Regions from separate parts of the Mus musculus genome. Here region 1 is linked to region 2. Evidence: chromatin loops called from intact Hi-C (ENCODE). Cell type or tissue: left cerebral cortex. All regions are shown on one strand. Each heading gives the region's core, and the rest is flanking DNA. Links, peaks and the distances in the headings are about the cores only. Region 1 has its middle 26 kb from the start of Mlip. Region 2 has its middle 59 kb from the start of 5730403I07Rik.

Region 1 (5,380 bases), core at 304-5,303, 63 kb after region 2:
TCCATTATTTAATTGCAGTAGTTTTACTATAACTCTAGGAAAACCATTAATGTAATTTACTATAGGAGATCATATACATTTAAACTTTTTCTTGCTTCATGATAAAGACTTTTCTATCATCATTTTCATGGGACATATATACCCATTTATAGGATATATGCATATAACAATTTTTGTGCACATGAACAAATACTTGTACACATATGAAGAGTGGTATTGTTGTTCCATGTCAGAATAGGCTTTTTTATTCACTTTCAACTGAAAATATTTTCATTTATTATTATTGTCAGTGTGTGAGTTTGGAGTATAGGTGTACCAAGACTCTCACACAGTAATTAGAACAACTTTTACAAAACTGTTCTCCCCTTTCAGATTTCTGAAGAGGGGTCTCTCCTGCGTTTCTTGCCTCCTCTATGCTCTGGGTCAGATAGCCACTGAGATTCTTAGCAGCTTCATCTCTACTTCCCATCATGCCATGGGAGTGCAGGATTACATGTGTGCTACCGCATCCAGTTTCTTGTGGGCTGAATGGGCTGTCCTCAAGTCACCAGTGTGGCATGGCAAACGTTTCTGCCCACTGAGCAATCTTGCCAGGCCTTTACTAACTTTCAGAGTGGAACTCTGTAGTCCTAGGCAGAATTCTTCTCAAAACGAGGCTAAGGCTGAGGCTGAGCAGGTTAATAGATTCGGGTGGGGTTGAAATAGCAGATTCATTGTTCAGAGTTGTGGCTGAGGAAGATGTGAGGAGGGTATAATTTGTAGATTGCTTTGTCATCTCTGCAGCTCATCAGTGTCAGCAGCTGACACAGGCAGGTATCTGTCAGGGGGAACTATTGGCTGACACTGACCTTGTCATTGCAACCGCTGCTTTCTTGATGTCTGCTGGTTTGACACGTGCCAGACTCCGTATAGGTGGTAAGTTGGACTGTGAGTTCCTTGATATAGGTGCAATTCCTTTAAACTGTCACTCAGTGAAAGTTGTGTATTTCTGTGTCTTGTTGCATGTCATATCAGTTACATTTTAGGTAACAGTTGCTCTTTATAATAAACAGCAGCAGAGAACAGATGCTGGAGTAGCTGTGGACCAGCATGCCTTTATTGGCAATTGCTCCCCTTTACTGTAACTTAATATATCTACATCTAATGGGAAATGCCAAAGAATTTATGTAAGTAAGTTGTGGGTAGGTATGAGCATAACGAATTAGAAAAGTTATTTTGCATTAAACTATAATATTTTTTTAGATTTCAAATTTGTATTATTTTATATTTATATAATTTTCGTAACTGCAAAGACTTAAGTACATAAGATTAAATTAAAAGATTGTACATCTAAATTTTTCTTTTCTATATTTTAAGTAGGAGTAGCTTGCGTCTTTAAATGTAGCATGATTATAATCAGAAAGTCTTGAAATAAGTTTCAAAATGTAAACCTAACTTCTTCATATAGTTGTGAATTTAGATTATAAAATAGAGAGATAAGTTTCTGCTTTTCTCCCTTGTCCTTCCTTAAACCAAGTTCTTTCCCTCCCTCCACTCCTCCTCTCCCTTCTCCTTTTCCTTTTCTTTCCTTTCCTTTCCTTCTACTTCTCCTTTTCTTGGTAGAAGGTACCTGGTATTCCAGATAATCTTCTATTCTTCAGGTGAAGCTTAGGATTTGACTTAGGAGTCTCATCATCGGTTTTGCTCTGGCTGCTTCCCTTTAAGACTAAGAATTCTGCACAGTACCGAGAAGAGCATCGGCTGTGTTGATTGTGGGACAGAGCAGCATTGGCTGTTGGAATAATAAATGGTACTGAATGTTCCTGCAGCTTTTATGGGAGGCATTGCTCTGCCATCAGGGTCACATTACCTAGCTGGAAGCAAAATGAGATGGGCAGAGGAAGATTTCTCTAATCCCCTGTGAATGCATCCCAGAGTGATTTGATTGTTCTCAGTGTCTTTGAGTAGGGTGGCTGGGTAGGACATGAGCATGTATGAATAGCTGGGAATCTCTTTATATTTGTGTAAGTAAGGAGAGAAAAGAATTCTTTGCTTTGCAAATTTAGGCTTTTTTTTTTCCTCCTTGAGTTCTTCAGAGAATAAGAGAGATCAGTATATTTTTAGAGATTCTTAGCTTGTTCCCCAATCGTGACTGCTTTAACTGTGTGCAGTGTAACCTGCTTATTGTAAAAGCTGTTTTAATCTTAGCATCAAGGGGACATTTGAATAGTGAACAAAAGCTCCAAATATTCAACCACTGTGAATTTCTGTAAATTTTTCTATACTTCATTTATTTTCTGTCTAGAAGTTATGTATGTCAAGACTTAAAGGCTCCTTGAGAGAAAACTTCAAAGACTTCTTTTTAATGACTTCACATTTGTCACAAATACAAGCTTCTTAAAAGGTCCAATAACTTAGATGTGATTTCAAATGCACAGTATCTGGGCTTCAGACAGCTTCTCATTAGAAACTAGACTCATGGCACACTGTTTGTTTCCAGTGAATCATAGCTCCAAATGAGGGCCCCTTAAACAACTGAGGCTCAGAGCCAGATGAGTGACAGTCATATCCCAGCCTTCCTCACGACAGCAGCACAGTGTCACCTGTGAGAGGAGTATTCCTGAGAAACACTGCACCGTCGTGGTTAATATCACAGCAATACGAAGTCCAAAAGACCTGGACTGTGCCAAGTCTATAATCTGCAACCTTGTAAAGTGTACAACCTTGGTGAAGGTGAATTTGTTATTGCTCAGCATTAGAATTCTCCCCTTTAAACTGTGGATAATGCTAGTGTTTAGTTTATGGTTTCTATAAAGCGGAATGAGAAGGTACTTGGAAACATTTTGCATACAGTAAGCAAGCAGTAGGTGCACATTAGCTTGAATTTCATGTTCATTATTTTACTGTGATCATCATTGCTATTTCTGGTGAAATCAGAATTCGGTGGTGGTGGGGGATATTTGGAAATGACAGGTTTCTCATTTATAGCTAGGATACAGGTAAACAAAAGCAATCCATGAGATTAAGTAGGGAGAGCCAGCAGGGCGAGTCTGAACACTTTTGAAAGCACAGCTGCAGGATTCTGTGAGAAGCCTTCAACGTGCCAAGTGTTGATCCTTTTCCCTTGAAAAGGTCATTGTGTAAGGAACTGCCTACCAGCACTTCCCCTTACACAAGCTTCTATTCATGTCCATTTTTGTAGTCTTGCTTCCAGTGTGCTGGCCTCTGCTCAAAGCCTTCAGTCTTCCCCTCCCCCTTGAAGAGGCACTGTTTAAGTGCATCGAGCTTCACCTTGCCTTATGTAGATGTCTGGAAGTCCATGCTCTGGAATTCTAAAGAAGATATTTTTAGGCTGCACTCCAGGCCCTGTGTTCTCTCTGAGATGCCTTGCCACAGCCTGAAGTTCCAGAGCTCGACTTCCCATTCTGCATCCAACAAGCTGAGCTACTGAAGGTGTCCAGGAGGCACACTGTGGTTTTCAACCTTTGTCCTCCCATATGATTGATTTCTAACTACTTTTATTACTTGGTTATACAATATAACTCAATCTCAAGGCTATAAACACTCCTTGTATTTTGTCTGCACTATTTATGTCTTCACACCTTGTAATTGAAAACTAGACTTACGTTCAACTCCTTATTCAGCCCCTTCTCTTAGACATCTTCTCTCTAACCCAAACTATCCAAAGTTTAATTCTAATGTACTCTTCCCTTCATTCACTTACTATGAGCGTGTACAGAAAATTTTAGTTCACTTTCGTCTTAGTAACTTTTTTTTTAAGGACAACATTTCATTGGGGCTGCTTACAGGTTCAGAGACTTGGTCCACTATCATCAAGGTGGGAGCATGGCAACGTCCAGGCAGGCATGATGCAGGTGGAGTTGAGAGCTCTACATCTTCATCTGAAGGCCACTAAGAGAAGACTGGCTCCCACGTGGTTAGGAGGAGGGTCTCATTGCCCACTCCAACAATGAAATGCTTTCACCACACCTCCTAATAGTGCCACTCCCTAGGCCAAGCATATTCAAACCAGCACAATATCTTTTGTCATCTTTTTTTTTTAATTGTATAATCATCCCTGTCTTTTTTGTTACTTAGGTTTTATTACTGTGAAGAGATACCATGACCACAGAAACTCTTATAAAGAAGAACATTTCACTGGGGCTGGTGTACATTTCTCAGGTTTAGTCTATTGTCATGGCAGGACGCATGTCAGAACACAGGCAAACATGGTACTGGAGAAGGAGCCAGGAGTTTTACATCCCAGTCCATAGTGCAGTGAGAATAACACATTCACCCTGCTCACACATCAGAAACCTCAAAGTCTAAGCCAATGACACAATTTCTCCACCAAAACACTATCTTTTCCACCATGGCCACACTTCCTAATAATGCCACTCCCTATGAACCTATGGGGGCGCCATTTTCATTCAAAATATCACAATCCCCAAATAAGAGATTTAATAGAATATGTTTTGTATACAAGCCATTAGAATGTTTTTATGTATGTGCATCATGGACTTAGACCATATTCACCCCATCAGACTCTTTTCCATTCAGTCTTTTATGATCTTTTTGCTACCTGCTACCACATTGGTTGAGATTTTTTTCTACTTCCTGTGTTGACTCACAAAACTATTGCCCACATTACTTCTTTCCACATTAATTAGTATCCATCCAACAAAAAGTCAAATTAATCTCTGCAAAGCATTGCCAAGTTCTTCTATGCCTGCAGTAATTCCCAGACCCAACTTGTAGTCCATTGTCTTAGTAACTTTTTGCATTGGTGAGGCAAAGTGTTTGACAAAAGAACTAATGGAAGGCAGGGTCTCTTTTAGCTCATTGTGTGAGGCTACAGTCTGTCATGGCGGGGAAGGCATGGTGGCAGGAGCTTGAGGCAGGTGATCACACCGCGTCTGTGGTCAGGAAGCAGGGAGAGACGGATGCTGATATTCAGTTCCCCTTTCATTTTTGTTCAGTCCAGGACCCCAACCCATAGGTTGGTAGCACTGCCCACATTTTGGGTGTGCTATTCCATATCAATTAATTTCATATAAAAAGTCCCCACTAGTACCCATTACTGTTTCCCCAGATGTAGCACAATGTCTGTAATTGGGCTAGTGCTCAGTCAATGTTTAACAAACTGCAAGTAATGAATTCAACTGAGAAGAGGGAGGCCCTTGAACGTTAGTGCTTCTGAGTTTGTGAGGGAAGCACATGAAGTTAAAGAACTACCCCAAGTGTTTAAACTGCAGAGGAGGTAAACATTTTGAATTTACTGCAGCTAGATATGGATTTAGAATATCTATTGATGAGTTCATGCTGATGACTCAGTGACTCAGAGGACGTGGATGTTTAACAATAGAAAAGCCATTTGAGAAAAAGGGAAAGTGTGGGGAAA
Region 2 (5,380 bases), core at 322-5,321:
GGACAATTATAGAGTACTTCATGCAGTAATGTATTTTCTCCTAACATCCCCCTACTCATTTTTCTTTTTAACTGTGTCTCGTTAGAGTTAATTGTCAGCAAGTACTCATTACGGAAGAGAGCTGATAAAAAGGTTTTGTTGCTACTATTTCTGGTGTGTTACTTGTTAATCGCGACATGAATGTTGTTTCTGATTCATACAGGATTCTGTACAGGAAAACTTTATAATTAAAAAAAAAGTGGTAAATCTCTGAATGTCAGGCGGCATTACTATTTGTCTTTTTAACAAGTTCATCTTGGTGGTAGTCAACATATAGGAAAGATAAAACCACCCTTTTCTTTGGTGTGAGTTTCATTGTTTTGGAAACTTTATTCCATTCACTTTTTTACTTCTCAGAATGAGCAAATGATTCCTGCTCTGCCGTGTGCTGTGATTTCACTGATGAAGTTGCCTTGTGTGACCATTCTGTCTGATTACTTAGTGAGTGTGAGCTAACTTATACCTAGACTTCAATTCTCTTATGCTGTTGCTGTATGTGTGTTGGTGGTGATGTGCACATATGTGTGTGTGTGTGTGTGTGTGATGGGCAATGTTGGGTATTCTAGTGTAGTTTAACAATGGGGTTGCTCTTTGTGCACTCAACCCTCCTACTTGGCACATTCCAGGATGGCTCAATTATCATTATATCATTTATTTATTGGACTCTTTTCTCCAGAGAGTGCCAACACTCTGTAATAAGTCGATATCCAAAATGCTCGTTGGAAATAATTATTTTTAAAAACCAGGCAGGCAGATGCTGCAGGCAGTTCCTCAGTAATTGCCCCTCGGCTAGAGTCCACAAAGAGGAACTTCAGGGCGGGTTGCTCTGGGTTTCTGGACTCAGGGCCACTTCCGAATCTTAAGGAACATTGCTAACGTATTCATTGTTAGTAATTTAATTTTATTTCTCAGGGAACCAAAAACTCTCTGAGAACCCACTAAAGAGCCTGTAGGATTGTTCCTTCTGCATCAGGTATTGGAGAGTTCTCTGATTAAGATAAGGCTATCTAGAGAAAGGCGGCTTTCCATATCTCTATGAGCAGGAAGGGAATTCTGGCTTTATTTCTGGCGAAGAGGTAAAGCTGCACACATTGTGATATTAAACAAGAGTTGCTTTTCCCACATGTTTCTCTTATGTAAGAACAATCCCACCCTGACATATTTCTAGTCCCTTCTCTCTTAGAGCCACTAACAAATAAATAATAAAAAATCTTGATGAATCCATGACCACTAAGTACAGAGGATGTAAGATCCTGTGAAGGGTGTGAGAACTGAAGTCCTACTGTGTGCCTGTAAGGACAGTGAGCCTGGGGAAAAGATGAACTGGGTGTTTTAGTCCAATCCTCAGCTGTCTGTAAAAATCCACTTTTAGTGCCTGCATGTAACTCTGGGTGCAGATGAGGACGGCCTGTGCTGCTAACATGGTGGGTAGCTCCTGGGAGCCTTCTCAAGGAGCCCAGTGCGAGAAAAAAAGTTGTGTTTATGTGACCTTTGGCAAATCACTTAACCTGTGGTTCCTTATCTACAAAGTGAGAGGTTAGATTGGTTTTTCAAGGAATGTTGTACTGTGTAGCATTTTATAAGTGTATGAAAAATGTCCCCTTGCTACGGATTTAGCAAATCCTTTGCAAACAGAAGCAGTCTTGAGGCAGTTTATTTTTTATATGTAAATGTGTTTGTAGAAGTTATTGCTATTAATAAAAGACTTTTTAAAATATAAAATTCACAGTTCAGTACTCATGTATTCAATTGCATATTTTTGCAGTTTTTTTTCTCTTTTTCTTACTGAGAAACAATAGAGTCAGGAATTTGATCATGGGAGAATATTGTGGAATAAGTGACGAGAAGAAAATGTAAAGGTCTCACTATTTGTGTAGAAAGATCAAAATAAAATAGTGTTTTTGCAGAATATTACAATATTGTTTTTTTTTAATCAGCAATGAAAACTTAGAACACAGAAGAAACTTGTTTTAAACGTCATTTCCAAAATGGCTTCTTCAGCTGTGACTCCTTCTGTTTTGTAGTTTTAACCACCCCCTGCAAAGCGCCTGACACAGATAAGCTCGATTGCTCCTTGCTTTAATTTTAGCCCCTCCGCATCACAGCAGGTTGAGGAAAAAAAAAAAAAAAAAAAAAAAAAAAAAAGAAACACGTAGAAGCACGAGAGAGGCAAAATCCTAGCCGGTGTTCATGTTTCTTTTTCTCGTTAACAAAAGCAAGGGCTGGAGAAGATTAGAACCCAGGGGGAGTTAAGAAGTGAAACTGATAAGAATCCAGATTTCTGCTTTCTGGTTCAAATCCAGTTCTTGAAGCCATCCAGCCTTTTGAGAACCACTGCTAATTAAAGCAGTGTCTGCTGATAACGTAAGTCCGGGATACGCTGTTTGAATGGCTCTTTTGATGTAGCTGTGTGTGATGGCAAATACAGAAGCGAGGCAGATGGATTGCAGGCTGTAGCTCAGCTTTCAAAGTGACATTTAGAGCGCACTGTACAAGGCAAGGGGGGGTATTTTCAAGTCGTCTTCGTGGGAATTACAATCATGTATAAGTTCAGCCCTAAGCACGATTCCCCCAAGGGATGGGGATGAGAATAGACTATCTTCGCGACAGAATTGCAGTGCTACATGACCTTCATGAAAGCAAGGAGATGATTTTTCAGATAATTTTTGGAGGATGGCTGTGATATAATTGCTGGCTCTTTGCAAGTGCTTTTTGCCTAAATATTTCCCAAGGGTCCTTTCGTGAGTTTTCTGAGTTAATGGGCATTTCCTTGCATGGGTGGTCTCTGGGCAACAGCCTGCCACCGCTCCACCTGGTTCTATTAAATAGGCCCCGTGCCTTTGTAAATATCAGGATACAGTGGTCCAGGGGTCGCCTCATGATTTTAAGTACAGACTTGATAACCTTCATCTTAGAAGATCAGAGAGCCAGTAGGATTGCTTTTCCAAGCCTGTTGTAATTTCTCTCGGGATATCATGTCATAGCGTGAGGCTGAAGGCAGAAAATGTCAGCATGAATTAACAAGCTTATTGCAGAGAGTGGGGTTCTCCTAAGCCTGTGGGGAATGAAATAAAATCTTTGCCAATCCTGACTGCGTTTGCAGTTGAGCTCAGCTTCTCAGCTGGGAATTCCTGCAGACTTTGTCAGGCTGTCTGCTCTGCTCTCCTGTAGGTACATCCATTCCATTCCATTCCATCCATCCACCCATCCATCCATCCATCCATCCATCCATCCATCCATCCAGATGCATGCAATCATTCCTCAGTCTAAATGCATTCATTCATCCACAGGAATGGGCAGTCTGAGTTGTTCACTTCCTCACAACTGCTACTACTAAGTCTGAGGTGCGAAATGAGGTGACCCCCCAAGACTTCCACAGAACCCTCTTGTAAGCTCAGCGTCATAATGAAGGCTCTGTGGGATCTCTCTCCCTGACTGGGGCACCCTCGGGAATTACAAGGTGTCCATTAAGGGTCTCTTCCTTCAACTCAGCTTCACCCCACTGCTCCATTTTCTTTTTCCCTAGAAAATTACAGCATGCTTTTTCATACTGATTCTCTTCTCCTACCAGGTTTCTCTTGGTTGAGAGTTTAACTTTGAAACTTCTTTTGAGTGGCCAAGAGATACATGCTTCATCAGACATCTTGAACCAAGAAGATCCTTAATCTCTCTCTCTCTCTCTCTCTCTCTCTCTCTCCCTGCATGCATGCATGCATGTGTGTGTGTGCGTGCGTGTATAGATGAATACACATGAGTGCTGGTGCCTGCAGAGGCCAGAAGAGGGTATCAGTTCTTCTGGAACTAGAGAGACAGGCAGTTTGGTCCTGGTATAGTCCCTGGGAACCAAATTCTGGTCCTCTGCAAGAGCAGCACATGCTGTTATCCGTGAAGCCATCCGCCTACTTGCTCTGATTTATTTTTTAAAGGGTTCTCTCAATGTTTTATTCATGTTGCATATTCTTTGCAATCAATAGCTGATAAGTGCTAGATAGCATTTTAAAATTCCAATTTTAGGTTTTTGTTTGTTTCTTGAAAGAGAATGTTGATATGTAGTTCAGGCTGGCCTTGAACACCTTGTGTATCCCTGGCTGGCTTTGACTACAACATCCACTTGATTGCCCCTGTGCCTGGGTTGTTGTAGGATATTCACATTGTCTATTAGAAAATGCTATGATCAGAATCTGCCCTCTTAGTTCATATGCTGAAATAAACCAATGTGCTTCTCCTGAGGACTGGGGTTTTTAAGGTGAGAGGGTAATTAAGCTGTGTGATTGGAGTCCTAATGAGTGAAGTTATGATCTTGTTAAAGACGTTAGGGAATCGAGACAGGATGGAGCAACTGTCCTTTTTTTCTTTTTGCCATTTATTCATTTCTCTATTCGAGGACACATGGGAGTCTCCATCTCTACTAAAAGAATAAACCAAGCCTTCTCCAGACACAACATGTTCAGTGCCTTGGTCTTGAACTCTAAAGCACAGGACAATGAGAAGGCAACTCCTGTTCTTTGATATAGAGGTAGGTTCTTAGTCATGCAGCACACATGGACGAAGGCATTCACAGGACTAGGTGAAACCATTGTGTAAGCTATGTCATGTGGCATGCCAAAATACATAGATCTTGAAAAGTCAAATCCTATTTCCATGTCTTGCATTGACTCCTCTATTTCATCCATCTCTCGTCTTTGAGTTGCTCTGCTGTAGTTATTACCATCCTAATGGCTTAATATGTTCTTTGCCTTTTTTAGGGGCCTTATTATGGGATCTGTACTTTTCAGTGGTGACGTGTTATTTTTTTAAATGATGCTTTTATTTCTGAGTTGAGATCTGTATGTGGGGAGCTACTGACAGTTACTAGCTTCTAGGAGAACAACAGCCACTTTTCTTTAAGGGCGTGGCCTCTGGTGGATAGACCACCCTCCAGTGAAGGCCACATATCCAAGAGTATCTGAGCAGTATAAGCTATAGTTGATGTGTTAAGGGGGAAACAAAAGAGGACAGAAGTTGGATGGCAGGGAAGGGATAGATATGACCAAAACGCATTCCACAGAACTCCCAAAAAACTAATAAAAATGAGAAAAAATGTAGATGATGTAACTGAAATGCTCCCATTTTAGAGGTTTGAAAGCTGACTTGTGTGGCTGTGATATGCACATGGTGGTGCCCATCTCATGGCTCTTAGACTTTCAATGTGGGGCTTTAGAGGAAGGGATAAGAAGGAGGAGAGACAGAAAGCATCCTGGTACACATGTGAGTGCACAGAATGTTCATCTCAGACACACAGTAAGTGACACTACTTGATTCAACATCTTATTAAAATCCATTTTCTACAATGTTGAAGATC

The links. Peaks named below come from ENCODE experiments on the same cell type or tissue, not always from the same donor. Only the 100,000 strongest peaks of a DNase experiment are listed, where the experiment ranks them.
Region 1: a loop joins it to region 2, with 2.5 times the contacts of the local background. A loop is called at or near these places in 7 of 42 quality-filtered maps.

What each region holds. Positions count from the first base shown.
Region 1 is chr9:77,274,726-77,280,105 of GRCm38, reverse strand. It overlaps a transcript of Mlip not described here. Among named protein-coding and RNA genes, the nearest start is that of Mlip, 26 kb to the right of the region's middle. In left cerebral cortex, for the core only: no CTCF peak of the experiment used is centred there; DNase peaks (open chromatin) are centred at 1,828, 1,937, 2,506 and 3,168; H3K27ac peaks cover 2,874 bases.
Region 2 is chr9:77,337,439-77,342,818 of GRCm38, reverse strand. It overlaps a transcript of Mlip not described here. Among named protein-coding and RNA genes, the nearest start is that of 5730403I07Rik, 59 kb to the left of the region's middle. In left cerebral cortex, for the core only: no CTCF peak of the experiment used is centred there; DNase peaks (open chromatin) are centred at 1,457, 2,440, 3,064 and 3,377; H3K4me3 peaks cover 1,326 bases; H3K27ac peaks cover 1,382 bases.